4 separate regions of the Homo sapiens genome follow, and all the other regions are linked to region 1. Evidence: chromatin loops called from intact Hi-C (ENCODE). Cell type or tissue: mammary epithelial cell. All regions are shown on one strand. Links, peaks and the distances in the headings refer to the core of each region. The heading gives the core; the rest is flanking DNA. Region 1 overlaps FARS2 (phenylalanyl-tRNA synthetase 2, mitochondrial). Region 2 overlaps LYRM4-AS1 (LYRM4 antisense RNA 1). Region 3 overlaps LYRM4 (LYR motif containing 4). Region 4 overlaps FARS2 (phenylalanyl-tRNA synthetase 2, mitochondrial).

Region 1 (7,376 bases), core at 874-5,873:
AGGTAGTTTCATAATTGTTAACACATACCTCTGTGGAAAAAATTTGCTAACTAGTGTACAATATTTGCTATGTTTATTTTGTTTTTCATCTTATTTAGTTAAAATACTGTTTTTGAAAGTTATTTTGGTTAATTCTTTTCTTCTCCACTCTCTTTAAGTGGCTGTCATTTATTTAGAATAAACTTCTGTCCATCATTACTGTTTGTATTCCATTTGTGTTCTTCCCACCTCTGGGTAGATTTTATATTATTTTATTATTATTATTATTATTATTATTATTATTATTATTATTATTATTATCATCATCATCATCATCGAGACGGAGTCTCCTTTTGTTGCCCAGGCTAGAGTACAGTGGCATGATGTAGGCGCACTGCAATTCCTGCCTCCCGGGTTCAAGTGATTCTCTTGTCTCAGCCTCCCAAGTAGCTGGGATCACAGACGTGTGCCACCACGCCTGGCTAATTTTTGTATTTTTTGGTAGAGATGGTGTTTCACCATGTTGGCCAGGCTGGTCTTGAACTCCTGACCTCAAGTGATCCTCCTGCCTTGGCCTCCCAAAGTGCTGGGATTGCAGGTGTCAGGATTTTATTTTTAATGTTTTGCGTAGATAAAGTATTAACGTCCTTCTAAAACTCAGAACTATACAACAAGGTTTACTTAGAGGTCATGACCCCCACTCTGCCATTCATTATACTCTATTCCCATTCAACCATTTTTTCCATCCTGTTTCCACCACCTCTGTGTAGGTGATTTATTTTTGTTATTTCTAGCCTATCCTTCCTTTTTTTCACAAATGAGATGATTCATGTGTATTTTATTATTTCTTACATGAAAGGTAGCAAGTAATATATGCCCTCTTGCACTTTGCCTTTTTTATTTATCAGGATGTCTTGAAAATCATTCCATATCAGTCCAGAGAGATCTTCCTCGTTCTTTATTACACCTGCAAAAGTACTCTATTGTATAGGTAGACCATAGTTTATTTAACATCTTTCCAATGTGAGACTTTTTAAAAAAATATGGTGCAGTTACAAACAATACTACAATGAAAATTTTGTGCATGTGTATTAATGTTGGAAGTATATTTTCAGGGTAAGTAGTTAGAAATGGAAGGACTGGGTCAAGAGATCAACAAATATGTAGTTTTGTTGGGTGTTGTCAAATTCATCTCCAAAAGGGTTCTACCAGTTTCCATTTTCACCAGCAAAGTATGACTGTACTTATTTTCCAAAGCCTCAGCGTATTCAAAAGAATATGTTGTCTGACTTTTAACTTTTTGCCATTGTGATAGAAGTATTATGTCAGTGTTATTTTAATTTGCTTAATTTGCTCTTTAAGTTTGAATTCCTTTTCATGTGTTCAGGGGTCATTTTCATATCTTTTTTTTGATGAATTGTCTGTTCTTTTTCTATGGAGTTTTTGGCCCTTTGTCAACTTTTAAAAGTTTCTTTACGTTAGTGGTATTACCTCTTTGTGGTGTATGTTTCCTGACTTTTGTTCCCCTTCTTTTTTTGTCAGTTTTCAGGTGGAAAGACCTTTATGTGTGTGTGTGTTTGTATGTTGTTAATGGGAATGATTTTTAGTTTTATTGTATTTTAATCAGAGAGTATAGTTTATTATTTCTTCTTTATGGAATATACTTATTTCTTTGTGACTTACTATGTGATCAATTTTTGTTAATATTCTCTGGGCCCTTGAAAATAAAATGTATTTTTCATTATGAAGGGAGTAAGTTTAATATGTGTGTATGTGTGTGTGTGTGTGTAAAATATACGTATACATATTTATGTATACACACATGATTTCATTTCCTAATTATGTTTTTAGGTCTTTTATCTTATTAATTTTGCACATTTGATCTTATACTAAGAATGATGTATTAAAGTTTCCTATTATCATTAATATTAATGTGTTTCTATGTGTGTCTTTTGCGTCCCCTATGGTTCTTTCTACACAGAGGTAATAATTGTCTTATTGATATATAGATATTCATAAGTGTTATACCTTCACTGTGATTTGAAACTTTTAGCATTAATACAAGATCTTCTTTGTCTTGCTCGGTGTTTTTTTGCTTGAATTCTACTTTTTCTGATTTTAAGAATGCTATGCTTGCTTTTTTATTGTATCCATTTGCCTGTTATATTCTGTCCATCCATTTGTTTTTAACATTGTTTTAGGTGTATCTTTTGTATAGTTGAGTCATGCTTTGTGGCCAGATTTATTTTTTTAAGAGGTGAATTAAGCCTGTTCATATTTATTGATATTACTTTCACATTTATTGAGTTATTGATATATTCGATCTGAACTTTATCATAATATATTGTGGTGTTATATATGTCATAACATGTTACATTTTATTTCTCTACAATATATGTTTTATTATGCTTTTGAATTGAAATTTTGGTTGCTCTTTAGAAAGGTTATATTTTTGTTTTAATGGTTGCTTTTATACTTAAAACTTTTAAAGTCCCTTATCCCTCATTTTTAACTTTGTTCTTAGTAAAAGTATTCTTTAACTATTGCCTATGCAATAATCAGTATATTCTACTTTCCTCTTTGCTGCTTTCTTCCATTGTTTAGTTACGTTATTTCTACTTTGTCAGAACATATAACAATTGGATATTAGTCTTTCAATGTAATCCCCAGCTTTTAGTCTGAAATCTGTAATTTTTATGTATTAACATGTTCTCCATTTGTTTTGTGCTGAAATTTTCCTAGTTATTTATTACTTGAACAAGGCTCATGCTTTGGTAAATTCTTCAGAAAGAGCTCATTAATGTGACATTCCTATGCTCTTGTGTGTTTCACGTTTTTTCTGTAGACTTGGTGCTTTAAGGACAGCATTGATGGATATAAACTTCTTGACCCACATTTTTAAAAACTGAGTTGTTTGAAAATGTGGCTTCATTGTTGTCTTGTTTCCGTGTTGTTTTTGAAGAATCTGATGCCACTCTGATTGCTTTACTCCTCTACATTAGTTGATCTTTTTGCCTAGAGGCCTTGACGATTTTCCCCATTATTTATGAAATCTGTTTTATAAGAATATGTCCTATATTTGATTTTTCCAGGTTCTTTTTCACAGGTACCCATTTTATCTGGTATTAGTTCTGCTCCATTGTTTTTTTTTCCCTCTTTAACGGACTCCAATTATATAAATGTAATTCCTTCTTTGCCTGTGTTCCATTTCTACCACTTTCTTTCTGATTCTTCTTTCTTTATTTTACCATCCTCCTTCTGGTTGTTTTTCTCCTTTTCTTCAATGCCCCCTCATTAAATCTTGATTGATTCCATTGTCCCTTGCATGCTTTGGAATTTAGATTTTGTTTCTGAGATGATTTTATTTCTTTTTTTTTTCTGAGTTAAATCAATTCTCTTTTCATTTTTTCTCTATTTTTGTTCTTAATTTTTGAGTTTCTGACTAAAGCAATTTATATCCTTAAATGCTTGATTGAGCATATGTAACTTAGTTTTTAAGTATTAGTTTGTGTTTCTTTTTAGTGCTCCTTAGTTTTGGGGGGTGGGTGGGAGAAAAGTTGGATTTTCATTAGTTGAGCTCTTTTGAATTGACTTTCTGATTTTTGAGTAATAATTTTCTATATTTTTATTGAATTTATTTGTCGTTCCTTTTTGGTTGTGTAAAAGACTTCCTTAGTCTCTGGTGCCCTCTTCTGTTAGTGTAGCAATGCACACTTTAGTGGTTTATTTATTTATTTTTGGTGTGGGTTAGAGAATGGTTTTGTAAATCCTCTAATTTTTTAGCTGTGCTTTATCTTTCACAACCTTGAATTTTCTCATTTGCATCTTTTTTCTCTTCCTACTCAATTGAAAAGGTTGTCTTTCGCTTTGTATTAACTCCTTTTTCTTTTATTGTAACTATGGTTTTGGGATCCTCTCACTTCAAATTGGGCATGCTTTTACACCACTTTTCTGTGGTCCCTGCTCAGGCCTACTAGGACACTTTTTAAAGGCTTTTCACACTTAGTGTAACTTACACTTTCTGGGTTTCTAAGGTCAACCTTAGCACCTCACTCATTCTCCTCTCTTTCTCTTATTTTTTCCAGCTTGCTCTTGCTTACTTCAAAGCCTTATCAGTGGGGTAGGAGTATAACAGTTCTGTCCCTAGGTTTTGACTGGCATTCCTTCCTGCCTGCCTGCCTGCCTGCCAAAGGCATTGTGTTCAATAGTTTTATTTGTTCTTGTTGCTCTAAATTATTTTTAGAGGAAGCATTGACAGCCGTCATTGTCTTTAGTCCTCATAAGAATAATTTGAGGCCTAGGATATTAGAATATTTCTCTGAAAACGGTTTTGTCTCATTTTGCTGGCCAGTTAGAGGAAGTATGTCTGGGATTGCCTTAGATCATCTTCGTAGCCTGAAGCTCTCTCTATTGTTCAGAAAATGTGATACCTGACTGCAAGTCTACACAAGGACTGGTTTACTTTTGTGCTCATCCTCATCAGGGGGATGAGTCTTTTAGGGACTCAAACACCCCAGCTTGGTTCCACAGCAAAGCTTTCCCTTTTGTCTCACTTCCATGGTAAGCTGTTACAACCCATGTTCAGGTTTTCAGTTGATAGGTTAGATAGGCAGATACTCTCAATGCTTCTCTCTGGCTTTGTGCTTACTTTATTTTTTATTTTTATTTTTTAATTTTTTACCCCTGGCTTCATGCTTCCTGTAGAGTTCAGTCACTCCTCTCTATCTCGGTTTTACTTCTTCAATGCTGTTAAGAATTTCTGTATTTTTTTCAGTAGCATTTATCAGGAAGTTTGGTTCTAATTATCAAAACCAACATTACTAGAAATGGCAGCTGACTCATTCTTTTATTAAAACATTTTTTATGTTTGATTATGGGACTTTGGGTGGGAAGAATGATACATTCATTTGCTCAGTTATCCCTTTTGAGCCAATCTTCTACCAAGTAAAGACCTGCTGTGTCACTGACCAGAAAGTTACTTTATTTCAGTGGTAAAGCAGCTTATGACTAATGATAGCTGTGGTTAATAATCATGAAGACAATAATGAGGAAAACTTATTTAGCCATTGGAATGTGCCAGATACTCTGTATTTTTTATATATTATTTTGTTTGTAATAAAATCTACTAATTTACTATTATTATTCCCACTTTATAGATGATTCCCTGAGGCTTAGCTACTGTATCACTTGCCTAAGTTTACACAGATAGTAAGCGGCAGAAACATGTTTGAGGCTCTGCCTTGAGCCTTGGAGATACAGGACTAGCAAATTCCAGCTTGCTTCCTACCTTCATGGACCTTACAGGATTTAATTCCTCGACACTGTGGGATGGTCAGGGATGTAATTTTAGAATATGAAAGCGATTCACTAGTATTTCCACTAGAATTGAGGATAATGTCTCTTGTTGGGAACTGACTATAAGTTCATGCAAATCAAAAACAGATTAGCAAAGATCAGAAGAGTGTCTTAATTCTCTAAAAACCCCCCATACCATGTAGCGTAGTGTTTTCTTCAGAGTTGTACTAAGTGAATGTTAATTTCATTACGTTTATTGACAGGACATAATGAGTCTTATTCCCACATTATAACTTTTTAGAGTCAAAAGATTCTTAGCAGAATTTTAAAGTTATCTGATATAGATGGGCCAGGATATTTTCTTTATTTATACTTTCCTGTTGGTTTACAGTTATTTGCTGGTATAAAGGATGGAGAAAGCCTGCAGCTCTTTGAACAAAGTTCTCGCTCTGCGCATAAACAAGAGACACACACCATGGAGGCCGTGAAGCTTGTAGAGTTTGATCTTAAGCAAACGCTTACCAGGCTCATGGCACATCTTTTTGGAGATGGTAAGTGCTCAAACACAGGTTGACGATCTCTTATCTGAAATACTTGGGACAGAAGTGTTTTGGATTTGGGTTTTTTTTTTTTTTTTCATATTTTGAAATTCTTTTTTTTTTTCCCCGAGACGGAGTCTTGCTCTGTCACCCAGGCTGGAGTATAGTGGTGCGATCTCGGCTCACTGCAACCTCCACCTCCCGGGTTCAAGGAATTCTCCTGCCTCAGCCTCTGAGTAGCTGGGATTATAGGCGCCCATCACCACACTTGGCTAATTTTTATATTTTTAGTAGAGACAGGGTTTTACCATGTTGGCCAAGCTATTCTCAAACCCCTGGCCTCGTGATCCGCCCACCTCGGCCTCCCAAAGTGTTGGGATTACAGGCATGAGCCACCGCGCCAGGCCTGAAATTCTTGCATATACATAATGAGATGTCTTGGGGATGGGAGCCAAGTCTAAACACGAAATTCATTTGTATTTCATATACACTTTACGCACATAGTCTGAAGGTAATTTGATATAATATTTTAAATAATTTCGTGCGTGAAACAAAGTTTTGACTGCGATTTGACTGAAAATCTTAATGAGTTCAGGTACGAAATGTTTCACTTGTGGCTGCAGATTGGCACTCAGAAACTTTTAGCTAGAGAAAGAAAAATGATTATAACGTTTGCTAAGAATGATAATGGATTAGGTCAGTCTCATCAATGGAGTGAAAATATACAGGCTGATTTGGAGTATATTATTATGTTATCATTACATGAGGACGTGATCAGTGGAGCAAGGTTCTTTTTTTTTTTTTTTTTTTTTTTTTGAGACGGAGTCTCGCTCTGTCTCCCAGGCTGGGGTGCAGTGCAGTGGGGTGATCTCAGCTCACTGCAAGCTCTGCCTCCTGGGTTCACGCCATTCTCCTGCCTCAGCCTCCTGAGTAGCTGGGATGACAGGCGCCCACCACCACGCCTGGTTAATTTTTTGTATTTTTAGTAGAGACAGGGTTTCACCGTGTTTGCCAAGATGGTCTCGATCTCCTGACCTTGTGATTCACCCGCCTCGGCCTCCCAAAGTGCTGGGATTACAGGCGTGATCCACGGCGCCCGGCCCAGTGGAGCAAGGTTCTTAACCATGTGAATGAACCAGTGGAAAACTTTACGTATTGCCATACTGATTACCACTATCAACAGGAGTATATTAACAGTATATTATATCAACAGCAAAAACATTAACAGTATATTTCGTGCAGGAGGAACAATAGTGTTGCAATCTAGACCTCACTTAGTCACTTGCCTTTATTTTTCAAAAAATATTTGTTTTCAGTAATGCCACCTTCCCCCTCCAGCTATTTTTAACTTAATTGAGATATATTTTGTTTTTTTAAATCACGATATAAAGAGAAGGTTAGTGGATTTTCCTAATTGTGACTATCTTTAAGAAATACTTACATTTCTTATCTGAGAAGACAGATGACCTACTGTGGTTAGGATTCTCCTTTACTCTCTTATTCTTGTGAGCTTTTGTAAAAGTCAGTGTTGTTGAGGTGTAATTAACATAAAGTAAGCTACAC
Region 2 (7,376 bases), core at 738-5,737, 340 kb before region 1:
TACAGCATGCCCCGGGAGTCTTGGGAGTCATACTTGGTTACGAGAAGTGCAAAACAAAAATAAAACTCTAAGCGCCCCCAACCAACTGAATGGATCCCTCTCTTGGCCAAGAAGGATTCCAAAAAATACCTGAAAAACCACATCAGCCCATGATGGGAAGGAGGAGTCAGACTTACCTCCTTCTACTGTCTTCCCTTTGGAGTTTAGACGTGACTGACCAACATTAACATTGACTCAGAGACCTTAAGACTGAAAAAACAGACTCTTTGTAGCAATAACATACCACATTCCAACCTGACTCTGGTATGGAATCACATGACGGATATCAGGCCCTGAAAGAAATGGCAGTATTTTATCCCAAAATATATTCCCTTGACATATTTTGAAATGACCCTGAAAACCTGTCTCTTGTGGGGGAAATTTGCTTTCTATAGAGAATCTTCTTCCCTTATTAGGCCTTTTCTGGAGAGTCTGACACCTTTTAGGGTCAGACAAGAGACATTCACTGCTTATTCTCTCTGAAACCTGCTATTTGGAGGCTTCATCTACATGACAAGAACCTTGGCTTAAGCTCCAGCTTAACTCTTTCAACCAATTGCCAGTCAGGAAATCTTTGAATCCACCTATGACCTCGAAGACCCTGCTTCGAGAAGTCCTGCCTTTCTGGGTTGACCCAATGTATACCTTACATGTATTCATTTATGTATTTCCCTGGTAACTTCTGTCTCCCTAGAAGGTATAAAACCAAGCTGTAACCCAGCCACCTTGGGCACATGTTCTCAGGACCTCCTGAGGCTGTGTCACTGGCCATGGTCCTTAACCTTGGCAAAATAAACCTCTAAATTAATTGAGATAAGTCTCAAATACGTTCTGGTTTACAGAAGAAAAGTAGAAATGGGAGTAAGAGTAGGCCAAAGAAGAGAAGAATGGACACGGTTTCACCCTGATGAAGTCACTGTGCCTAGTAATATCTCAGACCTGTGATTATTACATTGCCTGGCCAAATAGGACACGTTCCTCAAGATTAGGCTCAAATGCTACCTAATATCTGTCCCACTTCATACTCCCCACCCTGGAATCCTCTTGGCTCAGTTAAAAGTGTTTCACGTTCTTGACTGGTATCTCCAGACTGAATATACCTTCACTCTACCCTCCACCCCTAAACCACTCAGGTCCAGAGATAGTTTCTAAGTGGGAGAAAGGATCCTTAGCTAAGACATCTCTGGTCCCCATGCCAGAATCTACTCAGAGGGTCAGTTTGTGGCTTCCCTTCAGTGGGGCTTGAGAGACAGGGCCAAAGGGACTCACCAACATAACCTTGAAACAGTTAAAAACCACGTGCACCCTGCCAGATAGACCTACTAGAATCTCAGGCCAGTGGTTATTCAAGTTTTTGGTCTTTGGATCTCCTTCCTTCTTTCCTTCCTTCCCTCTTTCTTTTCTTTTCTTTCTTTCTCTCTCTTTCTTTCATCTCTCTTTCTCTTTCTTTTTATTATTAGAGACAGGGTCTTGCTATGTTGCCCAGGCTGAAATGCAGTGGCTATTCAACAAGTGCCATCTTAGCCTCCTGAGCACAAGCAATCCTCCCACCCACTTAGTCTCTTGAGTAGCTGGGACTACAGACACATGCCACCGTGCCTGCCTGGCTTTTTTGCAAATCTTTTTAATGATTGGCTTTTTAAAAAACAGTTGGATCCTCATATCTACTTCTGCATTCAACCAGTTGTGATATGTTTTCTGCTTGAAGGATATGAAGAAAATCCAGCCTCGGATAGATAAATAGTTGGAAAAGGAAAGAGTGTCTTTAATGGCCTTTTCAGAAGACTGTAGACATTCTTCTTTGATATGACACCAAGACTAAACTGGATGTCATTTCTTTAAGGTAGTTGCAATATGGAATCTGAAACCTTATTGTCAAACTGTCCACACTATGTTACATTACAGTCAGTTTATCTTGCACTTTAAGCGGATCTTTTACCTATGCATAGTCTTGTAACATTTTGCATTGATCATTTGGAAAATATGGTTCACTGAAAAATGCAGGTCTTCCAAATGTTGGCAGCTTTTCTTATCCAATAGCAACAATCACATTTGTTTCAATGCTGATCTCATCATAAAAGTCTTTAAATACCAGGTAGCTGTCAAGCTCATGGTACATACAAGTATTTCAAAATTATCATTTTTCCTTCAAAGTTCAGATTTTAACCTTAGCAATGCATTATTTCAGTTGTTTTCACTGCACTTCATTGAAGTCAGAGGTTCACATGGGTTATTTTCAAGAAAATGTCTACCAGATGCCCAAGTCTGAATATTTATAGTTTATCCATTGTTCAAGTAAAAAATAATGTTTCACTATAAAAGCAGCCAGTTCAACTCAAAACTCAATCATCCTAGAGCTTTTCCTCAAAGCAACGTCATACATTGGTAGTAGAAGTGACAAAATACTTCCTATTTTGTCACTGAATGTTGAAAAGACATGTACTCAAGAGTTGAGAGTTAATAAAATTAATTATTTTTATTGGTTTATCTAGGATATTTTTAAGTGATACGGGTAGGGCTTTATCCATCATTGCTTTTGCGGTATCAGTGCAAGTGTCCACAAAGTTAAAAAGGCAAATCATGTCTTAGCATTGTTATGAAAATAGTTTCAACCTCTCAACCCAACCCCCCTTTCCCCAAAGGCTCTAGGAGACCTGGGGGCCCACGAGCCACACCCTGAGGTCTGCTCTCCTAGCCTGCTGTCATTGCTAAAGCCTGCACGGGCTTCGACCTGAAGGGGGAGCTCAAGGCCTTCCCAATCTTCTTCCTTCCCTCTCCTCCCTGCCCACCCTTTCCCTCAACTTTGGGACAAAAGAGACCAGGACGGAAGACACCAAGGGACTCTAGCTTTGGAGTTCAAACTTCCCTCATTCCGGCTGGGCGTGGTGGCCCACGCCTGTAATCCCAGCACTTTAGAAGGCCAAGGCAGGCAGATTACTTGAGGTCAGGAGTTCGAGACCAGCCTGGCCAAGATGGTGAAACCCCCATCTCTACTAAAAATTCAAAAAATTAGCCAGGTATGATGGCGCCTGTAATCCCAGCTACTCGGGAGGCTGAGGCAGGGGAATCGCTTGAACCTGGGAGGCGGAGGTTGTAGTGACCCGAGATCGCACCACAGCACTCTAGCCTGGGCGACAGAGCGAGACTCCATCTAAAAAAAAAAAGAAAAAAAAAAACTTCCCTCATTCCTAGTGAAACGCTCACTTTTTTTTTTCTTAAAGAGACAGGGTCTCTCTCTGTCACCCAGGCGGAGTGCAGTGGTGCAATCATAGCTCACTGCAGCCTCGAACTCCTGGGCTCAAGCAATCCTCCCACCTCAGCCTCCTGAGTAGCTGGGTGCACCACCACATGTCCAGCTAATTCTTATTTTTTGTAGAGATGGGGTCACTTTATGTTGCCCAGGCTGGTCTCGAAATTCCAGACTCAAACAGTCCTCCTGCCTCGGCCTCCCAAAGTGCTGGAATTACAGGCATGAGCCACCACACCCTGCCTCTATTCAGTTATTTATATGGCCCATTCCTCCACATTAGGTTCCAAATACAACAACATCTCCTTCATTCCATTTTCCCGAGACCCAGTGTCTCCTTCTTCGGGTTCCACCTTATGAAGAGTCTACACGGGGCTCTCTGTGACTGGAGAGAGGAGAGGACCTGAGTTCCATGAAACCATGGGAGCCACTGCTTCTTTTTGTCACATGGGGTCATTAATGAAACCAAGCCTTGCACAGTGTGACAGCAGATGTCTGTTCAGAGCTGCTGGCCTTCCCTGAGTGCTGCCTGCTTTCTCAACGGCCTGTCCCAAGCCTGCTTTCTCATGTCCGTGGGAACAGGTGTTCTAAGGTCCGGGGCTTAACATCCACTTCCACACCAGCCATCGTTCTCCAAACCACAGCCACAGGGCCACAGAGAGTTGACCTGGGGGAGCTTCTGCACCCGCCACACAGTGGTTCCCCGCTTCAGCCTGGATTCTCTCTGTCCTCCTTTTCTGCCTCTGAGCCTCCGCCAGCTCCATGTGACTCAGCTTCAGGCATCCCTCGGGGGGAACCCATGGGCACCCAGTGTCCAACCTACCCCCTCCTCAGAGGACTCTTGGCTGTGTCTGCCTCCCCTTGCTATGTTTTGCCTTCTGCCTTCTTTATTCCCCTGTTATTTTTCCTGTTTTAGCCATGCTTGATTCGGTTTTACAGCCCTGTGTCTCCCCACTATTTTTATATATATATAATGCTTGAATGCTTGCTGCTTTGTTTTCCATTTTCTCTTTCTAGTTTAATGTTCTTTATATTCCTTTAAGGTAAAAATGTCTTGCTTCCAACTTGTTTTCCCTGATTTATCATTAACTGCTTTTAATTGAAAAAGTAATAAAAGCACATGACGAAAATGGAAAGAGATGAAAAGCATACACAATGAAAAGCAAGCAAGACCTCTGCTCTCCTAATCTCTGTCTCCAGAGGTGACACTGCTACTGGCTTCTTGTGTTTCCTTTTAGAAGTCCTCTATATGGCCAGGCATGGTGGCTCATGTCTGTAATCCTAGCACTTTGGGAGGCTGAGGCCGGAGGATCCCTTGAGCCCCGGAGTTCAAGACTAGCATGGGCAATATTGAGAGACCCAGTCTGTACAGAAAATTAAAAAATTAACCAGGTGTGGTGGCACACACATGTAGTCTTAGCTACCCGGGAGGCTGAGGTGGGAGGATCCCTTGAGGCCAGAAGTTCAAAGCCACAGTGAGCTATGACGGTGGCACAGCATTCCGGCCCGTGCAACAGAGCAGCGCCCTGTCTCAAAAAAAAAAAAAAAAAAAAGTCCTCTGTGTACATAAGAAGCACACTCCTCCCCTTTTATTGCACTAATAAAAACTTGGTATTCACACAGTTCTGGGCCTCTCTGATTTTTTCTTAACTCTGTATCTTGGGGATTGTTTCATATCCGCCCAAGAACAGCTACTCGACTCCCTTCCCTGAGTTTCCATTAACTGAATTCTTGTCGCAGGAAGAGGACTGTGGTCTGTCAACACACCTGGACATGCCTGCTCTGCGGCCCCATCAGACTTTGTCCCCAGGCCATTGTATGCTCTTCAAGTTCATTGAATCATCCTAAAAATCCTTTCCTACCACCTAACATCATCCACATTTCCTCATCTCCCTTTCCCTAAAAAGAAGGGTATTTAACCATCTGTACCCCATTGCATGGTGGGAGAATCACATGCTAATAAATTTATATGACTCTTCTCCTGTTAATCTGCCTTTTTTTTTTTTTTAAGAGACAGGGGTCTTGCTCTGTTGCCCAGGCTGGAGTAGAGTGGTGTAAGCATAGCTCATTGCAGCCTTGAACTCCTGGGCTCAAGTGATCCTCCCGCCTCAGTCTTTTGAGTAGCTGGGACTATAGGCATGAGACATGACACCTGGCTTTAATCTATCTTTTGTCAGTTGATTTTCAGCCAGCATTCAGAAGGCAAAGGGGAAGTTTTCCTTTGGCCCCTCCAACATGAAATCTGGATGTCCCATAATATATTGAACTTGTCCCCTCTTTAATGAGCATGTACATTGTTTCTGGTCTTTTCCTGTTACTAACAGTGCTTCAGTGAAATACATATGTACACACGAAAGTGTGGGATCAAGTTCTAGAAGCAGAGTTCTTAGGTCAAAACTATTTCTTTTAAAACATTGATAGATATTATTTTATTGCCCTCCAAAGAGTGAGCCTTTTTTTCAAAGATGGTGGGAATATTGATCTCTGTGTGTTGATTGTCTTTTGGATTTGTTTGTTATAATTTTTGCCATGAAAAAATGTTGGATTTTTAAGCAGGTACATTACTGTTTATGCTTTGCAGGTACATTCATGTAGGCCTTTTGGTTTTGTTTCTTGCTTAAGTCAGGTCTTGCCCAGTGAAGGTTTTTTTTAGTTGCCTACACTTTCTTATAGTCCCCTTGAGTTTCGATTTTTGTATTTTTTTTTTTTTGAGACAAAGTCTCACTGTGTCACCCAGGTTGGAATGCAGTGGTACCATCTCCATAGCACTCCCATAGAAAACTCACAAAAATCAGCTCACACGTCTGCCTCTCGGGTTCAAGTTATTCTTATGTCTCAGCCTCCTGAGTAGCTGGGATTACAGGCATGCGCCATCACACCTGGGTAATTTTTGTATTTTTAGTAGACACGGAGTTTCACTGTGTTGCCCAGGCTGGTCTCGAACTCCTGACCTCAGATGATCCACCTGCGTCAGCCTCCCAAAGTGCTAGGATTACAGGCGTGAGCCACCGTGCCCAGCTATATTTTTCAATTTATCTGGAATTTATTTTGAGAATTAGAATTCAGAGAGATTCTGCCCACCCCATAGCCAACTAGTTATACCAGTGGTATTTATTAAATAATTCATATTTTCTCGACCAATTTTGAATGCCACCTTTATCCTATACTGTTCTGTGTTCTTAAATTTAGGGGACAGCCAGTCAGGTGCAGCCTCAAGAGGGGACACAGGAGAGGCTCAGAAACAGTTTATAGTCCTCTCAGGTCCTTCACACAGGAGGCTGGCCATGCAGGTCACTTAATTAATTAAAAAGACAGTTAATTAATTGTATTTTTTGGTGAGGGATTATTTTACTTTTAACTTCTTAGTGTTTAATTTTTAATCCTTCATTTCTTCTATTTTTCTGATTTTAATTTATTTATCAGCTTTAGATTTTTGTCTCTTTTAACCCAAACCTGATTTACTAGAAGTTGTCTATTTTCATGCACAAACTGTCACACCACGTGCAGAGGCCTGCCTGTCAGTCAATAGTTCAGTTTTGGCTGAACTGCCACCTTTGTTTCACAATAGCAAAACGATGATTTCACAATTGTTTGAATATCTTATTGCATTTTGCCCTTATTTTATACAAGATAGTGAACAATTGTAAAATAAAAAAGGTTAATCCTATCTATGTCATAAATAATGAGAGAAATGCAGAAATATTAGTTGCCTCCCAAGCTTTTCACTTACCAGGCTTACGCAGATCAAATGTGTGTTCAATAGCAAACGCTGAAGGTGGCTAGGGGCTATGGGGTTGGGATCTGAATCTAACTACCTGCATGGTGCAAGAACTAAAACCTGAAAAACGAACACAAAACCGATCCATGACCATTGAAATCCCCAGAGACTCTGGCAACAGGAAGTCTTGTACTGTTCTATTCCGCAGCCACCCAGAGCTCACGGGAGTCCCATAGAAAACTCACAAAAATCAGTTCACACACAATGAATTACAAAGCACTGGAAGAAATGAACACCATGAATAAGACGCAAGACCCAGAGATGGAATATTTATGCCATAATTGAGAATGTTATCACCTTTGTAATTCTCTA
Region 3 (7,376 bases), core at 1,297-6,296, 260 kb before region 1:
GAAGGAACATTTAAACCTGTATAATGAGTATTTCCAAAGTACATAAGGCTGTGGCGTTGAAGGACACCAACACAAAGGTTTAGACAAACTATGATGTGCTCTCTGTACTTTACAAGTAGAAAGTACTTAAGTGCATTACAGGTATGCACAGTGTGTGGCTGAGGATCCCGTTTCTGGAACCTGGAGTTGGGCTCGGGAAAGTCAATTTGTGCTTCAACTTGATCTGCACTTGGGAACATGTAAGGCTTATCATTTCCTAGATTCTTAACCATTCAACAAAAGCATGTTAAAAATGTAACATACATGCTGAAAAATGGTTAAGAAGGTAAACTTTATGTTACGTATATTTTGCCACTATGAAAAATAAAAGAGGTAACACGAACTGAAACCAAAACGTAGACTTTCCTTTTTCCTAGACTGTGAGCAGTACTGCCTTCCTTATGCCACTTCCACCTCCTAAATAACCAACCAAATGGATTTAAAAGCCTTCCAACTTGTTGTTCAGGTGTCCAGTTCTACAAGTATTCAAGCATTGTTTCTCTCTGTAGAAATCAGACCAAGAGCCTCTGTGTGTGATCATGACTACCACTACCTTATGGTTATAATTATTCTGGATGTTCAGCTTTTTAATCTAGTTTTCATGTTTGAAAAACTATACTTTCACAAAAGTTGAGCATTTATCACATTTGTGGAAATAAAAAGAAGATGGCACTGTTGAGGGTACTGGCCCTTCATAGGAATAATGCAGATGGGAGAGATGGGGGTGGTATGTCTCAGGGTCCTCATGCTCACATATTTTCTATTAAGAGGATGAGGTCACAACAGTAAAGTACACTGCCTTAGGTCACAGGACTGTAGCCTGATTTATCAATAACTCGCCCTCTGTCCTTGGCAATCACTCGGCTTCTCTGCGCATCAGTTTTCTCTCTGTAAAGTGGAGAGTAGGCTGATTTCTCAGGTCCCTGCTGCAAAAGCCACTCAAGCTTCTATCATTCCACAGAAAGGAAGAGCCTCTTCAATAGCCTGGGCAGGAACTTGTAAATACAGGATTTCTTCTGCCAACGCACATGTCCACCGTAGCGGAACAGTACTGGTGTGGATGAAGGAACCTCATTATATCAAAACGCATACTAACATCAAACATGACAGCTGGAAAAAGTTTAACTGATAATTTAGTAGACCCTTCATTTTACAGAGCAGGAAAGTAAAATCCCAAAAAGCCAAAGAGCATGACCAGCATCTCAACACTCACGGAGGTCAGAGCTGGAAGGGATTCTAGAGCTTTTGAGGGAGGCTTTTCCAAACTTTTACCCCCCCACCAAACTGAACCGTGACCCTCACTACCACTGAGGAATAGGCATGAGGGTATAAAAAAGGTTAAGAGAAAACGTTAAAGTTTCCAATGACTGGGTTTGGAGCTCAGCCTTTTTGTTTCCCAGAAGAAGAAACTGAGATCCAGAGAGGTTAAGACCAGGTCAAACTACAAACCAGAAGCAGAGCTGACCCACAAACGCACCTATTTACCCAGCACAAACCCATGCCATGATCGCTGAGGGTCTGTGACAGGCTGCCCTGTTTCTGTGCATGTGTCGGGGGGGATGCGGGTACAGGTGATAAGGAAACCGGTGTGGCAGATGGTGTTTTCCAATGATTGTATTACAATGAATGGACCCTCCTCTACTGAGTGAAGGGGTTTGTGTTCTCTCTATGTGAACCTGGACAGGTTCTATAACCTTGACAGTGGAGGTGACGCTGTACAACTCCTGAGGCTATGCCGTAGAGAAAATATGGCTTCTGTGTGGCTCTCTCTGCTGGGACTCTTGCCTTTGGAACCCAGCCGCCATGTTGTGAGGAAGCCCAGGTTACAGTGAGGCCATATGTGCTATGTTCTGGCTGACACCCTGGCCAGACTCCTGGCTCACAACTAGCATCAACCTCCAGACAGCTAAGTAAAAGATGATTCCTGCCCCCAGCTTTCCAATCTTCCAGCTGAGGTTCAATCACTGTGGAGCAACACAAGCCCCCCTCGCCATGCCCTGTCTGAATTCTTGACCTATAGAAGTGGGATGTGGCAATAAATGAAGATTGTTCTTTGAAGCCACTAAGTTTTGGGGGATGACTTACTGTGCAGCAATAACTGATATACAAGGTCCTTAAATCACCAGCCATTGCTAGATTTCTTGATTTTCATTTCTACCATTCAACCATTCCCCACCCCCTTCTACTGTTTACAGGTAAAGGCCATGCACCTTTTCATTTTTTCCCCTTAAAACCTGAAACATGATTTTTTCCCTAATGACTTAGCCCTTGCATTAGGAGATGGTGTAAACTGACAACGCTTTGGGACTCACAGCCATGCCCAGATTTGAAGAGCCCAGGATGCTTTCCCTACGCTGCCTCGTAACTTCAGTTTCTGGAATGCCTTTCCCTAAGGAGAGCGCAGCCATCCCCAGCCATGGACCCTTGGCCTGCTGGCCTCATGCAGATGTCTCCCAGGAGGCCGCATCGCGGGCCGGTCCCCTGTGTTTTCAGTTTTCATCAGCACTCCTATATCCTTGCCCTACTCTGACTCCCCACGTGGCTGCATTCCGGATATGCTCTGTCCAGCCTCTCCGGAAGTTGGGATGCCACATGTATTGGTTCAGAGCTGGTGGGAGATCAGTGATGCCACTTCCTGTTCACAATGCCTCAGGGGTGATCCCGATAAGTGACATCTGTTAGCGCTCTAGGGCCTGTGGCCACATTGAGGAGGCCAAGCCTGCACCACAAGCGGATCTTCTGTGTGAGTCAGCACACCACTGTCATTCAGGGTACGGTGGCCAATCTTACACAGGGGATCAAATATGCCTTCTGGCTCCAGTGACTTATGGCAACCTCTGGGGCACAGTTTCGCCACTGGGGATGGTCTTCAGGCCCATAACTGTGTGAGTCTGTGCTTATACATGGGCAAGTTTTACTGGCAATGTGAATAATTCCTATTTCCTTAGCGTAATATATTGGTGACTGTGATACAGACATCGGGAGGTTGACAGACACAATAACAGGACCTATTATAAAGACAAACCGAGTATTGTGTCCTTGGCCTTGAGATGTGGCTGGCATAGGCCTAAGCTCAGAGGGCCTGATAGTGCACAGAACTGGTTAAAAAAAAGCCAGGAGGAAGAAATCGGCTTTGTCATCTCTCTCCATCTTGTTTTCTCTGTCCTGCCAGAATTTTAAGGAGTGCTAAGGGTCTCTTCTGCAAGCCTCAAAAACACAAGGCAATACAGCTCTGATGGAGGCAAATTTTACAGCAGAAGAACCTGAGTGCCAAAGGCTGCGGGAACAAAAAATACCAGAGCAAGAATTAACAGCATGAGAAAGCATGCGGCCAGCAGATGGCGACAGAGGCCTTTGTGAGCCACTGGCTGCCGGGTTCTCAAGTGCTGGAAGGTGGCTCTTCACAGCTATTGTATAAGTGATTTATGTATTTGGATTCTGCTCAATGTTATATATGCATTACTGAATAAAACATTCACAGTATATCTTCCACCAGCAGCTGAGCTCCAATTCTAAGCTTCTGAGGTCTAATTCCCAAGGCTCAAAGAAGCCCCTGACATCAAATTGCTTTCCTCCCTGAATAGCTGCTTCATACTCCAGAAAAAGAAATGCTTAGAGAGGTGAGAGCGATCTGATCTGATGTGACCACATAGTCAGAATGCTCACCAGCTCTGTGAGGAAGAGCAAACGTCTGTCAGGTGGTTTCCTCAAGGCCAACTTGTGCAGGGCTTCCCCAGGCTCCGGCTGCTGTTCCCCGACTTCCTCCTGGCGGCTGTGCCTTGCTCAGCTACCTGCACTGAGATACAGGCAAGTCTTGGGTGAGGGCTAGCCTCAGTTTGGACAAGAAAAAGAAGTGGCTTACGTGTAAGAAATATGTCAGGTGAGGCCGGGTGCGGTGGCTGAAGCCTGTAATTCCAGCACTTTGGGAGGCTGAGGCGGGCAGATCACAAGCTCAGGAGATCGAGACCATCCTGGCTAACATGGTGAATCCCCGTCTCTACTAAAAACACAAAAAATTAGCCGGGCATGGCGGTGGGCGCCCGCAGTCCCAGCTACTTGGGAGGCTGAGGCAGGAGAATGGCGTGAACCTGGGAGGTGAGCCGAGATCACGCCACTGCACTCCAGCCTGGGCGACACAGCGAGACTCCGTCTCAAAAAAAAAAAAAAAAAAAAAAAAAAAAAAAGAAATACGTCAGGTGAATTTTCCAAACCGGGTATTTAATCAGTTAGCTACCCATGGCCCCAGGAGCTGGGAAATCACTTTGTTCCTGCCTGGGAGCAGGAGCTGCATGTGTCTGGGAGCTGCAGTGCGGCGCTCACTCCCGGGCTGCCCGGCCTTCCCTGCAAACCTCCGTAATCCCTTCCCGCAGGTGTTTCTGCGAGGCCACGCTGGGTGACCTCTGAGGTCTCCTTTAGGTCTGTGCTGAGACGCTTTGACGCGACATGGGAAGCAGGCGCAGGCCACAGAGTTTCTAGCAATGAGCCCAAAGTGAGAGTCAGTGTGATGGGGTGGCTCCCGGAGAAGGACACACTCTTCCCTGGGAACATATTTGAGAGGTAAAAGGGCAGGCCCCATCTCCAGGCCTGGCGCTGGAAGAGAATTCCACAGAAAGCAGAGAACAACGGGCACATCCCTGTGGAAAACACCAACCTGGCATTTCACACACACAATCCATGTGTTGGCATTCCGTCTTTAGTCACTGACAGGTCATATGAGTTGGAATCTGAGGCAAGCTTCTCCTGCCCCTTTCTCCCATTTGCTCCCCACACCTGGTTTCTCATTTAGAACAAAGGAGAGAAAGTGCAGTTTCGGTGAGTGGAGGAGCCGGCAGCATCTCCAGGCATTTCCATGTGGGGGGCACGCGCCTGTGTAAGTGCCTTATCGCCCTCACGCTGCAAACAGTGCTGCGAAGTCGGCACCAGTATTGTTCTCATTTTGCAGGAGAGGAAACTGAGGTTCATAAAGATTAATAAAACATGTGCTTAATTTCCCTTGGTGACTCCGGAGTCAACGCTCTTCATCACTATGACGGCGAGGGCGAGGCTGCGGAATTTCTCTGCCACACCTAAGGCCCTCTACCCACCAAGTAATAAAAAAGCTTCATCAGAAGGGAAAGCAATAGGACCCCAGCCTTATGAGGAAAAAACATCACAGCAGAGAAGGCTGCCAGGGAGGAGAAAAGAAAAATCATTTCCTATTTTCGATCCTCATGCCTATTAATATGAAATGGTAGAAAACATCAGAAAGGTCACCAATATGTCTTTAATATACGCCCACTTCACGTGGTCTTATTTACACCCACGGCTTCACCACCAATGCTCTAGTAATATTGACTGCTAGAGGTGGGCTCCTAACTCAAGCCCGCAAACCAGCATATTCAGCCTTTAAATCCCCTCTAGAGTTCCTGCATTCCATTCCATTCCACTCCATTCCCCTTGGCTCTCTCTTCCCTCAGCCGTCAAATGATCTCTTGCTTGGATTAGGTTTCTGCCTGGACACTATGCCTCTACGATCAACTCTGCAATTAATTTTTCTCATGATTGCAATTCCTCTAGCATATATATACATTCAATGAGATCGCTTCATTGCTCCAAATATTCGAATGCCACCTCATGGCACATGGTGCTTCTGGCACTGGATTCAGACCTGCCTGCCTCAGCACGGGCTGTGTCTCATCCACCACACATCACAAGCCTGTGAGTTCAGGGGCAGTTTAGTAGCATGTTTCCCGTATTCAGTCCTAGCAAATGAATTCCTGAGAACTAAATGAATCGTGCAAGGTGCTGAGGGGTCCCTTATTGATGCCCTGTCCCTAAGGAGACTAGACTTGACTCAGAGTAAAGAATGGGCCTGTGCCAGGTCTGTGCTTCCATCTTGCTCGCATGTTATCTTCTGAGGGGGTATTGTTACCTTCATTTTTTTTATTGGTGAAAAAACAGAAATGCCGAGAAGTTAGATAGTATTATACTTTTGTGCAGTCCATAGAGCTGGAAAAGGGAGAGCCAGGATTTATACCCCCAGGCAGGACCTGGAATGCTTGTGAAACGCAGGCCCCACTCAGTGGCCCACTCCACAGCTACCCTCCTTCCTTCTCAACACAGCCCCAATTTCCCCCTGAAGCGGGCCTCTTCCCAGCACAGCCCCCAGGCATCAATCTTGCTTGACGTTAGGCAGTTGTGGTGGGGCCCAGCTACCTGTCCAGTGAACAGCTTAGGAATAATTGCATACCACAACTCTGGCCAAAGTGGCTAGAGGAGGGGGTTCCTGGGCCTTCTGCAAAAGGGTTCTTTCCTCTCAAAAGAAGACAAGACTCAGGGGCTTTTCTATTTTTACTGTTGGACACTGCTAAGCTGGAGCCAGGAGGCCGGTCTGTGGGCAGACACACTGTTACATGAAATAATTCCAATACATTCTCACATCAGGGATTTAGAGGGAAAGTGAGAGACCATCAAAGATGGCCATTTTAGGTCAATTTACAGAAAAGCAGAAGAGCATGTGAGAGCTCAGCACTGAGATGGATGGAATGATTTCCCCATCATCTATCCCCCAGAGGCAGGGGCTTTTCCTAGTTGGCAGTCAAACCCCAGTGGCCTGCTGGAAGCCATTGGTACCAGGCCATTGGTATTACTTGAGTAGAACTGGGATTTATGTTTTCATGATGATCCTAATTGGGTCACAGGTAAGCTTTGCTGTGATGTTTGTGTTTGAGTCCACAAAAAAATTTTACAGTAATTTAAACCTGTATTTATGTTTGATACGAGCTCATTTTGTTACCTTAACAAAACAAGGGTGTGCTGGGATTTTGTTTTCTTTAAGCAGTTTAATGACTCCAGGAAGTAAACGTGTGTAGTTATGGTCTAGCTAAAGTCACTGATGTCATATTTTAACCTGGATTTTGGGTTAAATAATGGATAACGTACCTAATTAGGCTACCAGTAAACAATCACTGCAGGATTTCACCTAAAATGCCAGTGACCAGAAGTAGATGGTGTCCTCTTTCTCTGAAAACTGGGGATCAATGTGAGGTTACAGTTGAAACTATGGGTTATCAATGTCCACAGAATATACTGGCCCTAGGTAAGTAGAAAAAGTCCTTGAATTTGCTTAACCAAACTTTACATATGCTCATGTGACTACCTGTTTTATACATGGATTCCTTTTCATCTTTGAAGGAAGACAGGAAACAGGGATACTAAAATTCACATTCAGAAAATATTTCCATGTAGAGACGTCCATCTCCCCTCGGTTCTCTCCCTACTGCCTAAACATGCTTTGTTAGCAGGCCAAGTCAGACGTGGTCCACGGCAGGGTGAATTAGGCCCTTCTGTCTCATCGC
Region 4 (7,376 bases), core at 1,033-6,032, 99 kb before region 1:
TGCGGTGTTTGGTTTTCTGTCCTTGTGATAGTTTGCTGAGAATGATGGTTTCCAGCTAAAGGACATGAACTCATCCTTTTTGCTAGTTTTCCAGTTTACAGATTATAGGACTTCTCAGTCTCGATAGTCACATAAGCCAATTTCCATAATAAATTCCTTTATCTATTAAAAAAAGATTAGATATAAAATTTTAAATATTTGCCTTTTTTATTTATATATGAGAGCTCTGTCAGTAGTTGGAGCAGAAAGTTTAGATGTCAAATTTAAAAATGTTTTCATTTTTTGTTTTTTATTTACCTATGATTTTATTTATCTATGAGGACTCTGTGAGTAGTTAGAGAAAGGATGTAGGATCCCTGGTAGATTTCCTGCTGTGTATCTCTTAGAGCCCTCACTGAGGGCAGAAAATGATTGGATTACTCTGGTGGTTGAGGACAAGAACTTCTTACCTGCTCCAAAACCTTTTTTGATATAGGTAGAACAGAGACATATGTGTCTCTGTGTGTACATGTAAGTATATATAACATAAGCATGTCCAAATGTTATGTCTGTTTATAGTCATACACAGCTGCTGATTCAGAGTGACATAGTGGAAATTCTTCCTGACCTTTGACTTGGAAGGGACATCTGATGGTGATCCTTATTTTGTTTTTTTTCAAAGAGAAGCACATTTGGGTTTGATATGGCATTCACATTTAGATAATTTCATGACGGTTGTGGGGACTGGGAATGTAGCTCTCTTCTCACTTTTATGCAGATTTTTCCCCTTAGTTAATTACTGAGGTGACAGGTGTCTGTGTGGAGATGGTGGGTGGGGCAGGGGACACTGTTGGATGAGAGAGACAGATTGCTTAGATAACAGTCATGGGCATCTGGTCATTTCCTTTTTCTTTCTTTCTTTCTTTTTTTTTGAGACAGGGTCTTGCTCTGTTGCCTAGGCTGGAGTGCAGTGATGCCATCATAGCTTAGTGCAGCCTTCATCTCCCAGGCTCAAGCTACCCTTCTGCCTCAGCCTCCCAAGTTGCTGGGACTATAGTCATGTGCTACTTATACCTGGCTAATTTTTTTTATTTAAAAAATTTTTTTTTGTAGAGATGGGGTCTTGCCATGTTGTAAACATGGGGTCTTGCTGTGTTTTGTAGAGATGGGGTCTTGCCATGTTGCCCAGGCTGGTCTCAATCTGCCTGCCTTGGCTTCCCAAAGTGTTGGGATTACAGGCGTGAGTCACCATGCCCAGCCACATCTGGTTATTTCTGAAGTCCTAGAAAATGAAGGCTGTGCTTACTGGGGGTGGGAGGGAGTGTTTGGGGGGCTCTTGGATCAATTGGTATGATTTTTTTCTAGTCTGTAGTCTTTTATTTTTCTTCTCTATAATTATTATTCTCTGGTTGTTGACCTCCAGGGTCTGGTTAGTTACCTATGTCACTAAGAAAAAGGTCAAGGGTTATAGAAATGAGGCACTTACTTTTCTGATGCCTTAACTTAGTTTGCAACATCCTGGGAGTTTGAAATAAGATGGTAGCAAAGTTTGGGCATAGTGGCATGCACCTGTAGTCCCAGCTGCTTGGGAGCCTGAGGCAGGAGGATCCTTTGAGCCTAGGAGTTTGAGGCTGCAGTGAGCTGTGATCGTGCCACTGTACTGTAGCCTGGGTGATAGAATGAGACCCTGTCTCTAAAAGAACAAAGAAGATGGCAGCAAAGTAACGGCAAGTTCTCTTTCAAAGCCTAGCCCACTGTTTTGCAGAAGGTGTTCTGCCAGCCCCATTCTTATCTCCAACCCACCTACCCCATCTCCTGGATCAAAGCCAAAATCATTTCTAAGGGAAGCAATTGTGAAATCATTCCCTTCTATCAAGAGCAGTTTGCATTGTCTCCATGCAGAAAGTGTGCAGTTTAATATATTAGGGTGGGTTGCGGAGTGGCAACTAATATCAAACAATTTTTTTTTAAACTAACATTCTAGTTTTATTGAAAATGAGTCCAGCCTGCTGGGTGACAGAGTAAGATGCTATCTCACACACACATACACACACACACACACACACACACACACACACACACACACACACAAAGAAAATGGGGCTAAATTGGTGGACCCCACACAAGTAAGGGTTATGTCAGATGATTTTGGTGAACCATCCTTCATGTTGGGAATTCACTCAATAAAACAGATTAAGAAGACTTGGTCCCTACCCTCTTAAGAACTTACAAGGAGCTCCTTATGTTGTTGGTCATTTATCTTCTTAGCCATGCACTTTTCCAGTTACCAGTCATGCCCACCTACCCTCTTTGTCACTTACAGACTCCAGGTGACAGTCTTCCCACATATTGGAACACTTCTACTTCAGAACTTTCCTCTAGAGCTCTGCTCCCCTAAGTTTGGTCCTAGGAACAGCAGAATCTCAGGCGCCATCCAAACCTGTGTTGTTGTGTTGTTTAACAAGACCTCTAGGTGACTTCTGTCTGCAAAACATGTTAAGATTCAGATTTTATTTCAGTAGGGCTTGGTGGGGACTGAGATTCTAACAGGCTTCCAGGCAGTGCCCATGTCGGTCTGTGCACCACGTGGTAGATAGCAAGGCTTTGCTGTCCAGAGAGATTACATCTCCCTTGTGTCAGAGAGTCGCAAAGCTGCTTGGGTTATCGGATGACATGGGATGACATAGGCTAATCAAGTACCTCTGGCCTTGGGGAGTTGAAGTTAAAAAAAAATGTGCCTGGTTATTATGTGCTAGCACAGTTCTCAGAGCTTTACTTGCACACTGAATCCTCTCCTCAATCTTAGGAGGTGGACACTATTACTATCTTTTACAGATGGGGAGATGAGGCACAGAGAAGTTAAGTAGCTTGAGCAAAGTCACATGAACTAATGAGTGAAAGAGCAGGGCTGTGAACCAGGCAGTGTGGCTTCGGTACCAAGGTATGAAATTACTGTGCACTTCCTGACTGTGTGGGGGGCTATAACTGTTGGCAGGGAGAGTCGGCTCACGGTGCAGAAATGAGAGTGTTTTGGTTTGGGCAGTGGAGTGGTTCCAGAAGGCACGCTGAGTTCAGGACTGAGATCAGCATAAGGAGGGCTGAGCAACAGAGAGCGGGACTGTGTGGTTCATGTTCGATGGACAGGGTTAGTGGAGGAAGAAGACACACAGGGTGCCAGCTGCTGAGGAACGAGAGTAAATATAGCAAACTTTTATTAAGCATTCATAAGTGTCAGATACTGGGGTTTACATTTGTTGTTTCATTTGACCCTTATAATGATCCTGTGGTGCAGGTACAAATCTTTTAGAGAAGGAAACCGAAGTTCAAGAGAGTAATTCTCCCAAGATCATACAGGGAGAAGAGTAGCTTAACTTGAATTTTAAGTCAGTGCCGTCTGATTTCACAACCTGTATGTGAAGCTTCTTTGCCCTGCTGCTTCCCTGGCAGGGACTCAGTGGGGAAGTGAAGGTATAGAGGAGAGAAAAGAACTTGAGCATTGACACTAGGGTATAAAGAGGTGCCTGGACATAGAGATGAAGGGCAAGAATGCAAGAGCAGCACCTGGGACTGACTGGTTGAAGCTGGACTGGAGATCTCTGAGATTTTCCTGAGTGGGACTGGTGCCTGGACTGGCACAGGGCTGAAGCTGCACGTGGGGCTAAATGGCCCCAAGGTGAAGTCGGTTGCCATCTGCTGGTTGAGGCTTGTTAGGGCTGAGCGCACACCTTTACCTCCTGTGTCTTCATCCTTGTGTCAGCTCGGGAGAGCCGCTCCTGCCCTCCCTCTGAGCCTGCCCTCCCCACGACTCTGTTTCTTAGACAAATGTGTTTGCGGCCACGCTGGCTGCTCCCCAAGCCCCCTGCTTCTCTGAAAGTGAAAAGTTGCTTCTGCTTGCCTTCCTCCATCTTTGTGATTATTGCATTTCTTGCCACAGACATTTCTCATTGCTCCCAATGTGAAAATCTGGGCTTGTGACTTTAACCAAATGATTGTACAGCCCCATGTGACCTCAAATAAATTTTTTAAATGGATAACTAAGCTGACAGTATGTGAAGTGCGCCCGGGGAATTCTCTGCCTCGGGATGCTCGTAATGAGGGGAATTGACTGGGGTTAGCAGATGGACACTGCTCATTTTTTGGCAATCATTGACCAAGTACGCAACACCTCCAGGTGGCTCTCCGTGGACTGCTCTGTGTGGCTCAGCCCATGATGCCTGTGCGTCCGTAGAATGCTAATGGTCCCTCTTCCTCCCTGAGTAACATAGCAGGCTGCATGGTCTGGTGTGGCTCTGTATCCTTGAGATCAAAGCATGCATATCATTTTTAAATAAAAGATTATCTTTTAATTATAGAGGCATCATAGCAGTATTACAAAAAGCTTAGAAATAAAGAAGGGAAAGCACCCACATTTACCACCCTAAAACATGGTAATCAGTTTTTAAACAATTGTTCAGTGGCTTTTCATAGTTGTATCAGTTGTTTTGTATGTGCGTTTCCCCTTATCACTGTATAATCCCCATAGTTACCATTTGAATGGCTGTATCATATTCTGTTGTGATGCCACATCATTAATTATTTAACTCTGTTGTTGACATGTGCGTTACTTCCAACTTTTTACAGTTACTAATAACAGTTAAAGGTATACATTTGTACATGTAGCTATTTTCATATTTTGAATTAGTCTCTTATGATAGAGTCTCAGACATGGCATTACTGGGTCAAAGAGTATGAACATTTTTATGGCTTCTAAAACGTATTGGCAGATTGCTTTCCAGAAGAGTGGAGGCAATTCACAATGCCACCACAAAGGCATTCGTTTCCCAGATGGCCAACTTGGTTAGGGATGCAGCCTCTCACAGTACATGAGAAGCTGTGTTTATGTTTGTGTTTGTGTTTGTGTGTGTAAAAAACTTGTTGGCGCGTTTGTGTATTGATTTAAGCCCAGGGACACCATGCATTGCCTTTGTTAATAGGAATGTACTAGGTGTCTAAGGATAACATAATGGTCATCCATTAGTATTTAAAATAGATGTGTGCTTGATATGGATTAAAGCAAGGGTATAGGTGTTTCCTCTTTCCCTAGAATTCGGACTTTTAAAAAGATTGGCAAAGGTGAGTTGACAAGAGTGTTCAGCCAGTGTGACTAGGTTCTTAGTGGCTCCCTTCTTTTTGGGAATACCTAGTGATTTGGAGGCGAAGGTGGAAGTCAAAGGAGCTTGGTAGGAGCAGTAGTGGGAGGGCACTGGAAGTAGCTGGGCATGCGCTCAGAAGAGTGCCTATTGTGGACTGCACAAAGCACCTCACCTCACCTGGTGAGGACAGTCTTTTGGGTGCTGAATGGAGTGCTTGTGTGGAGAAGGATTTTGAGGTCACACCTAGGCTCAGTGGGAAAGATACTGTGATTAATTAGCAATTTGTTCTAGATCTTTGTCATTGCAGTTTTCTTCAATTTGTTATCCAGTTGGATTATAAACATTACATGCCTTCATGTAGGAACTGTACCTTTTAAAATTACAATTTTCTACCCATTTCCTAAAATGTCTAGCACATTGTATTGTATATGATGTACGTGTATGGTAGTTTTGTGTCTGCTGATTGAATGAATGAGGGAAAATACTACTTTATCCTCATAGTCCCAGGCATTTTATCAAAGCCTTGTGTTGAAGTAGTGGGATCCCACAGTTTGCCTGCCCACATGTGAAACCTCCAGCAGACCTCACAGGGATAAAGGAAAGGAAATTTCAACTGAGAAACTTAGGGAAAGTAATGCCAGCAGAGACCTTTGACTCATTTATATAACCACCCAAAACATTGAATGAGACCTCCTTGTTTTATAGAGGAATCAATTCAGACAAAGAAGAGCAAATAGCTTCCCCACGATCACACAGATGGTGGGTGACTGGGGACCCCAAGTTGGGTCCTGATTCCTGGTCCAGTGTCCTTTCCTCTACACCTTGTTGGGAGAACTTGGCGTACTTGTTTTGCTTGCCCCTCTCCCACTATAGCCCCTACAAGTGTGTATTTGGAGTTTTCTTTGCTGTCTGACCATGCTTGTCCTCCCATGTAACTGGATTAGGAATGAGTTTAGAGATTGTGGCCTTGAGGCAGTAGTCAGATGGGGGTATGAAGATTTATACTGAGTGCCAAGAGACAGTGCCGGATCAAAATTCAATTCTATTCAAACTTACAGCTTTGCCTTATCTCCAGTTTGGAATATAACCTTTTTTTCATTTTAAAGGGAGAACATATAATGGTAGATGTGGTACATGATTTGAGTGTGTATTTGATACAATTGTGATCCTAATAAAACTGCCATTCTGATCCATATGCCTAGGGTAGAGGTTTAAGGTTGTTAAGGGAGCATGAACTTTGAGCTTCTTGATTTATCTTGTGTGACTGAAATCTAAACGTCAGTATTGCATCAACTCCGGGGTTGTTTTTCCTCCTTTCTTTCCAGAACCCCTCACCCCCAATCTGATGAGCACATTTGGTTGTGTAGTTGAGATTCTGAAGCTAAATGCATTAATAGTGAGGGAAGTATTCACAGTGAATGTCGAATGAAATGACTGAGGAGACAAAGCAGGAAAGAGAATTAACAGTCTACTGGTTCTTTTAACAGCCATGTGATGGCTGCCCTGGGAATTGAATGATTTGTAGATGACTGGATCCTGCTCATTCCATGGTGGCTTGAGGCCCCTTGAAATTGATGTGAACCTCGTAAGCTGTCAGCAGTTACAGCTACTGGGTAATCAGGTTTGGAATTTATGAGTATTTACATTTCAGAGGGCCTTTACTATGTTTCTGGAATTTTGGATTAGAAATGCTTGTCCTTGATATAACAGTATTTTATGCACGCTGCTGGAGTGTTTAAGCCCCTTCACATTCCCAGTGTGTCCCAGTATGTAAGCCACTTTCTTTCTGGGAGAGCAAAAAGATGATATACTTAATCCTACTTTTGGATTAGTGGACAGGATGATTTTTCTCTGCTTCTCTACTAAACTAGCTCCATACTGTCTTCTGTACAGTAACAAGTCACATGGTAAAAAGAAGTTAGAAGAGTCTTACTGACCTGCTGTTGATAAATATTTTCCTACAGCATGCTGAGGTGGGCACATTTTGACTTTGCTTGGTTTTGAAAGGATTAACATTTTTTAACTGATAAATACGAATTTGTTCTGAAAAACTAAAAAAAAAATGGAGAAATTGAGAGAAAACTTATCTAAGACCCCTCCAACAGAATGCAAACCACTTAGGACATTTAATTTTTCTTTCATTCTTTTTTAATGCATAATTTTTATGTAGTTGTAATCTGTTTATGAAAATCTGGTATTTTAAAAATTATTACATATGTTTTTCTTTGTTATTATATATTTTTCCTACAGAAGCTTCATTTTCCA

Evidence for each region. Hi-C counts contacts between places; a loop is a spot of excess contacts. Peaks named below come from ENCODE experiments on the same cell type or tissue, not always from the same donor. Only the 100,000 strongest peaks of a DNase experiment are listed, where the experiment ranks them.
Region 2: it touches region 1 in a loop (9-fold over the local background); 21 of 110 quality-filtered maps call a loop at or near these places.
Region 3: a loop joins it to region 1, with 15 times the contacts of the local background. A loop is called at or near these places in 83 of 110 quality-filtered maps.
Region 4: a loop joins it to region 1, with 8 times the contacts of the local background. A loop is called at or near these places in 2 of 110 quality-filtered maps.

What each region holds. Positions count from the first base shown.
Region 1 is chr6:5,398,877-5,406,252 of GRCh38, forward strand. It overlaps FARS2 (phenylalanyl-tRNA synthetase 2, mitochondrial), which reads left to right. Exons shown (of 7, transcript NM_006567.5): 3 at 5,666-5,825. Among named protein-coding and RNA genes, the nearest start is that of FARS2-AS1, 56 kb to the right of the region's middle. In mammary epithelial cell, for the core only: a CTCF peak has its summit at 3,673 (motif pointing left); no DNase peak of the experiment used is centred there; H3K27ac peaks cover 1,103 bases.
Region 2 is chr6:5,054,522-5,061,897 of GRCh38, forward strand. All of the region lies in intron 2 of LYRM4-AS1 (LYRM4 antisense RNA 1), which reads left to right. It also overlaps a transcript of LYRM4 not described here. Among named protein-coding and RNA genes, the nearest start is that of PPP1R3G, 27 kb to the right of the region's middle. RefSeq lists enhancers at 2,833-2,882, 2,943-3,002. In mammary epithelial cell, for the core only: a CTCF peak has its summit at 2,773 (motif pointing right); no DNase peak of the experiment used is centred there.
Region 3 is chr6:5,140,433-5,147,808 of GRCh38, forward strand. All of the region lies in intron 2 of LYRM4 (LYR motif containing 4), which reads right to left. All of the region lies in intron 3 of LYRM4-AS1 (LYRM4 antisense RNA 1), which reads left to right. Among named protein-coding and RNA genes, the nearest start is that of MIR3691, 4.2 kb to the right of the region's middle. In mammary epithelial cell, for the core only: a CTCF peak has its summit at 3,378 (motif pointing right); a DNase peak (open chromatin) is centred at 3,379.
Region 4 is chr6:5,299,778-5,307,153 of GRCh38, forward strand. The region is part of intron 1 of FARS2 (phenylalanyl-tRNA synthetase 2, mitochondrial); the gene reads left to right. Among named protein-coding and RNA genes, the nearest start is that of FARS2, 42 kb to the left of the region's middle. RefSeq lists enhancers at 2,450-2,509, 2,459-2,753. In mammary epithelial cell, for the core only: a CTCF peak has its summit at 3,670 (motif pointing left); a DNase peak (open chromatin) is centred at 3,654.